2 separate regions of the Homo sapiens genome follow, and region 2 is linked to region 1. Evidence: chromatin contacts called from ENCODE Hi-C or POLR2A ChIA-PET data. All regions are on one chromosome and are shown on one strand. The core of a region is the stretch at or near the end of the contact, and the rest is flanking DNA. Distances in the headings are between cores, read along the strand shown. Region 1 overlaps MICAL2 (microtubule associated monooxygenase, calponin and LIM domain containing 2). Region 2 overlaps MICAL2 (microtubule associated monooxygenase, calponin and LIM domain containing 2).

Region 1 (2,976 bases), core at 24-2,523:
CAGGAGTTCAAGACCAGCCTGGGCAACATGGCAAAACCCATCTCTGCAAAAGCACACAAAAATTAGGCAAACATAGTAGTGCACACCGGTGGTCCCAGCTACTCGGGAGGCTGAGGTGGAAGGATCACTTGAGCCCAGGAGATGGAGGTTGCAGTGAGCTGATTTGTGCCACTGCACAACAGCCTGGACAACAGAGTGAGACCCTGTCTCAAAAAAATAAAAAAAAGTCTCACAGCCATAAGTGGGATGCAAACCCAGGTTGGTCTGACCTCAAAGACCATGCTCTCAGGCCCTGTGCCACACCACCGTCTCACTCTGTGGCTTGAAGAAATAAGAGCTTCAAGGGTAGTCTATGTCAACAGTGTCCACAGCACACCTACTTCTCCTATGTCCTGAAGCAAGAGTGTCCCTCTCACCTCCACAGTCCCTAGCCAGCATCCTACCAGTGATATTTAAGACCCCAAATGCACCATCCACCTCTCTTGGCTCAGTTCAGTCTCAGAAACATCTGTGCCTGAGAAGGGCACAGGCGGTTAGATTCTGGGCTCTGAGCTGGAGCAGAGGCTCTGTGTCTGGGCCAGGACAAGGGGGAGGACATGCTGAGTGTGGACAGATGTCCACCAGGCCATGACTCTGGCAATCATTTTAATGAGCAATGCAGCGGTCAGCTGGGCACGCCAAACGTGTTCACCCACTCTGAAAACTGAGTTGAAATAGAGCATGATTCCAAGGCCCAGGTCAGTTAAATGACAAAGCAACAAAACCACAACAATGTATTACATCCAAACCCAGTGACCACAAAACTTTTCTGATTCAGGATTTAAAAAAAAGAAAAAAAAAAAGGAGTCAGGATATGGTTTCATGAAGGCATTAAGCCATCTCCCCCACCCCACATACTCCTAACTTCCTGAACAAAGAAAGCATTCCATCATTTTAGCGCCTTTCCACCAAGACAACAATAGGCTGCATTTTCCATCTAAGAACAGTTGGCTTGGAACAGCAGATAGAGAAGCAGTGAGAGTAAACGCAGGTCTGCGGGGCCACCGAGGACAATGATTAATGGGTTTCCCAGGCCTGCTATCAGCTGGGGCAGGCAGTATAGGAATAGGTCTCAGAACATGTTACCCCAAGGCCCTCTTGCAAGCACTCCAGTGAGCAGAGGATCGGCCTACACATTCCCAACCCATGAGCTCAGGCTGGAGGTGAGCCAGGGAGAGCCAAGGTGGACAGTGGGAGGAGGGTCAGAAAGGGTCTGAACGTCTCACTGCTGCTCCAGGAAGGGAAGACTAGCCATCCATTGAGGCATTACGACACCACCTCTGACTCGAACAATGGACTGTGTGGTGTGACCTTAATTAAAGGAAAAACGTAGAATCACAGTGCATTTAAAAGACCTTAGAGAGGCCATCTACTAAAATCTCTCATATCACACAAGAGGGAACAGAACAGAGTTGGGAGGAAGGGAAAGAGGAATTTACGTTTCTGACAATTTCCTATCGCTAGGAATCGTGTCGTGTGTGCTAAAGCCGCTACGGTGTGTTAGAATATTGCTGTTTTACAGATGTGGAAATTTGGTCTCAAGCCAGTAATTGGCCCCCAGTCACAAAACTAAAAAGCAGAGGAGCAGAGATTTGACCCGGATCCCTTCCAAGCTCTTTTCAGCAACTCCCCCACCCCTGACCCACTACACTGGCAGGCCCCACATGGCTCCTGACCCCTCTATTCCCAGCTCTATGGCATCAGAACAGGGGTCCTTAACCATTTTTATGCCACAAACCATCTCAGTAACTTGATAAAACCTATGGACACCTTCTCAGAATATTTTCTTTAAATCATAAAACAAAACATTAACAGATCTAGCATAGCTAATAGTAAGTAACAAGATCTAGTTGTAGGTCTAACACCTTACAATAATTTCAATAATTATTCACTTATAATAATTTCTAGTTGTAAGTGTAAATCCTAGCTTGAGATATCTGCAACCACTGCAAGAAGGAATGAAAATATTTGTGATTTCTATTAGTGATGAAGTCACAGGCACTCCTAAGATGGATTTGTTGCCTACAGTGTCCCTGTAATTGGGGAATATATTACGTTTCAGTTAGAGGTTAGTAAAAATAAAGGGTTTTTTCTTCATTCAAGTTCACAGACCCCAGGAAATTAAAAATCCGTGTACCAGACTAGCACTACCATGAATCCCCAGCATGGGGGACAGTTGTCAACTTTTCCTTAAACCTGTAGGACAAAATAATAGCAGTTGCGATTTATTGAATGTTTTAATGTTGCAGGCCCCTGTTAAGCTAACTCATGTCCTACTGACAGCTTTTCTTTAAAGTGGGTGATGCTGCCTTGATCTTACAAAGCAGAAAAGTTTGGTTTCAAGGTTGAATCTTAAAGCAAGTTAAACACATCTACCTACTTCATGTTCAAGTTTACAGATTATTGTAATTGAAGAGACTGTAAAGTAAGCTGTTAAAAAAACCATTTTACTTGAAATTCTCTTCTTGGCTGGATGGATTTTGAGTTCACGTAAACAAAACAAAATAAATTAGACATTGAAGCTGATATAAGGCTACAAATGCCATCCTTAACCGCAAATTGAAAACTACTAAATCCATCAGATTCATAGTACCAGGACTTTAATCGAGAATTTCTAATAAACAAAGGTGAAATTCTAAAACCAGACATTCATAAATATAAAATAATGCTGTTGCCCTCCTTAAATATTTCTGACAGAATTTCTTTTGAAAATAAATGTAAGAATAGGCCGGGCACGGTGGCTCATGCCTGTAATCCTAGCGCTTTGGGAGGCCAAGGTGGGTGGACCACCTGAGGTCAGGAGTTTGAGACCATTCTGGCCAACATAGCAAAACCCTGTCTCTACTAAAAATAGAAAAATTATCCAGGCATGGTGGCAGGTGCCTATAATCCCAGCTATTTGGGAGGCTGAGGCAGGAGAATCGCTTGAACCCCCAG
Region 2 (2,813 bases), core at 111-2,610, 34 kb before region 1:
GCCAGGGAAGCGAGTTGCCATGAGCAAACACCTGGGATGACCTGAGGGTGACCTTAGCATCCCAGGAGGCCACGGTGCTCTGCAAAACACAAAACCCATCAAGCTTTGCCTGCCTGCCTAACCTCTCCTCTGCAAAGCTGCCCGCTACCCCTACACCCCTGCACCCCCCAGTTTCAGACTAAGGCGGCAACTTCAGGAGGCAACTTCTGTGAGGCAGAGGGAAGAAGGGGACGCCACCACTCCCAGACTGACAGTCAGCAGTGGGACACTGCTGAAGCCCATCGCCCACCCATCTGCTGGCGTGCTCAGCCCACTTCACCAAGCCCGCATTCACAGCCTCCGTCTACAACTCAGGCTCTCAGCAAAGACCTGAGCTGAAGTGGAGAAGGCCCACGGGGTGGCTGGGTTACTAATGCCACCCAGACGGCTGCCAGCACACGCAGGAAAGAAGATAGCTGCATTCTTCTCTGACAAGCAGCAATGAATGGCCACCGTGCTGCCTGGGCTCCAGGCTGACACCCAGACAGCAGGCTGAACTTGGGCAGTGTGATCCTTATCTTGAGGTTGCAGCAGCAGCAGTGACAGTGGCAGCAACTACAGGGGCTCTGGAAGGGTTGTACACCTGTCCGAAGAAGCTTCCAGTCAGGGGCCACTACTCCATGTTTCTTCCTTCCAACCCTGCTCCGTGCTTAAGCATGAAGTCGCAAGGCCACGAAGCAGAGGCCAGGAAGCCAGCAGGACAAAAAAGCCAGTGTGCAAACAAGGCTGAGAAGTTACAGAGGGAATCTACAAACCCACCCTCTGCCGGGCACTGTGCCAGGTGCTCTATATATATCTTCTGTTTGCTCCTTCCAAGAACCCTTTCAGGCAGAAACTATCATTCCTATTTTGTAGATAAGAAGACTGAGGTTCAGGAAGGATACACAGTTTGCCCACAGTCTGGAGGAGGTATGTGGCAGAGTCAAGATGCAGATCGAGTCTTTTTGACTGCATGAATAATGAAATTCCCCCACACTGTGACAAGGCTCCACAGCATGAAATTCACAAGTCAAAGGATGCCTATGTCTCATTAGGACAAGGAGCCCCCATCTGCCTCCAAATGACATGTGACCTCCCAGAGAAGAGGCAAGGCTGGATGAGACTTGGGAAGGAAAAGACTCAGTTGATCCACATTAACACCTGGTAAAGGTCTCACAGCAGCACACGTCCCTCTGCAGAAAATTCTCTGTGCATATTGGCGTGGGCTCCTTTATCCAATACTCATGTAACACCAAGAAAAAGAAGGGTGTAAGCTGGTGGCACCTTCCCCCCTCCTCCCCTCGCTCAGTTTCTGGCAGGACGACATCTGCCTTCACACCTGCTGATGTCACCAGCCCAGGTCGCGAAGTCGGGAAATCGCAGCCAAGAGGTACGTACGTTAATGATGACACCTTTGTCGAGCAGGCTCTGCTTCTTGGCTGTCATTACAAAATAGTGGGTGCAGTCCTTGTAGTAAACAATGTTCTCAAGATCTATGCCTGAAAAGAGAAGCATTCACAAGCTCAGTGTTACTTCCTCGGCACCAACTGTGTGCCAGGAACTGTACTTTGCCTCACTATTGGTCTTGTTATTTATCTGCAGAATATTCATGTTAGACCAGTTTTTAAGGCACACAAGGCTGGCAAAGATAAAACAGAGTGCCAGAATCTACCCAAGTCAAAGCAGCTAGCTTCTATAGTTCTATAGCGGCATTATTCCTGTTAAAACTCACAACGTCTGTAGGGGTTGTGGGCCAGTATAAGTTAGAGCCGGGTAATTGTGCAGAAAAGCCAAGTGCCGGCCATGGCCACAGAAGCTCAGCAATGACAGGGCTGGGATTTGAACCCCAGCCCATCTAGCTCCAAGTCCTGTCCACTGTGCCCTCCATGCGCCCATAGTAGCATAGAGCTGTGGGAATTCTCCAATGACTATGCCAAGGAATATTTCTACTGTTTCCCGGCTTGTATGTGAAAACCCGAGTGCAGTGGTAGGAACAACTCAGGTTAGAAGGCTGGGCTGTATCTTTTTGTGCTTTCCACCAATCACAAGACATTTTACACACTAAGTTCCTGCATTTAAAACCATGCTGTGCAATGAGAGCTTAGCTCCACGGTTCTCAAAGGGAGGTCTCTGGCCAACAGCATCAGCATCACCTGAGGACATACTAGCAATGCAAATTATCAGGGCCCTTCTTCAGACTCACTGAATCAGAAACCCTGGGGATAGGGCCAGCACGCTGTGCTTTAACAAGCTCTAGGTGATGCCAATTCATACTCAAGTGTGAGGCTGACTGGCTTATTTGAAGGGAGAGAAAGGAACAGGCACATGGCGACATATCAGCATTTACACAAGGCGTGCTGGGTAACCATAGGAGCACCTTTATTACGGTTAAATAGGAAACAGGCATCAATGCAGAGGGCCCCCAGGAGAATCAGGAAGGTCGCGACTGTCACTGTCTGAGGGCACTGTTGTGAAACGATGGCCGAAGGTGACAACCACAGCAAAGTTTCAAGGAAGTTCACTGAAACGTGGAAAAACCCACTCAATGTCCTGCTCTCATTTATATTGAGTGGCTTAAGTATTTATTTTCTTGGTTTTTTAGAGGAAGGGAGGGTTGGAGGATTCTCAAAGCATTCAAAAGGACACCATATGCTGGCAGGAAATATTCAAGCTTTTAATGGAATAATGCAATGGAGGTGAAACTGAGAGGGTTGTGCAGTGAGCACATACCCTCCAGGCCAGTGAGAAGTACAATCTTGCTCAACAACTAATGCCATTCCTAGGAAATGATGTTA

The links. A loop is a pair of places that touch in the nucleus more often than their neighbours do. ChIA-PET counts read pairs that join two places held with the same protein, here RNA polymerase II (POLR2A). Pooled maps may share reads with other maps.
Region 2: a loop to region 1 is called in a map of heart left ventricle, with 2.1 times the contacts of the local background. The contact joins two enhancer-like sites. A Hi-C loop is called at or near these places in 16 of 168 maps with a recorded cell type or tissue (CD14-positive monocyte, CD4-positive, alpha-beta T cell, CD4-positive, alpha-beta memory T cell and 10 more), 10 of 37 single-sample maps with no recorded cell type and 21 of 50 pooled maps. POLR2A ChIA-PET finds 5 or more read pairs at or near these places in 26 of 52 experiments (AG04449, AG04450, CD4-positive, alpha-beta T cell and 18 more).

Annotation. Positions count from the first base shown.
Region 1 is chr11:12,181,033-12,184,008 of GRCh38, reverse strand. All of the region lies in intron 3 of MICAL2 (microtubule associated monooxygenase, calponin and LIM domain containing 2), which reads right to left. Among named protein-coding and RNA genes, the nearest start is that of MIR6124, 19 kb to the right of the region's middle. RefSeq lists an enhancer at 1,175-1,675. Within about 2 kb of position 1,273, at least 20 of the 41 ENCODE cell types and tissues checked have a DNase peak (open chromatin) inside an H3K27ac peak, as active enhancers do; they include PC-9 and heart left ventricle, where a contact is called at or near this core.
Region 2 is chr11:12,214,923-12,217,735 of GRCh38, reverse strand. It overlaps MICAL2 (microtubule associated monooxygenase, calponin and LIM domain containing 2), which reads right to left. Exons shown (of 28, transcript NM_001282663.2): 8 at 1,417-1,517. The region is part of intron 2 of LOC124902634 (a long non-coding RNA gene); the gene reads left to right. Among named protein-coding and RNA genes, the nearest start is that of MIR6124, 53 kb to the right of the region's middle. RefSeq lists enhancers at 1-364, 365-865. Within about 2 kb of position 1,360, at least 13 of the 41 ENCODE cell types and tissues checked have a DNase peak (open chromatin) inside an H3K27ac peak, as active enhancers do; they include PC-9 and heart left ventricle, where a contact is called at or near this core.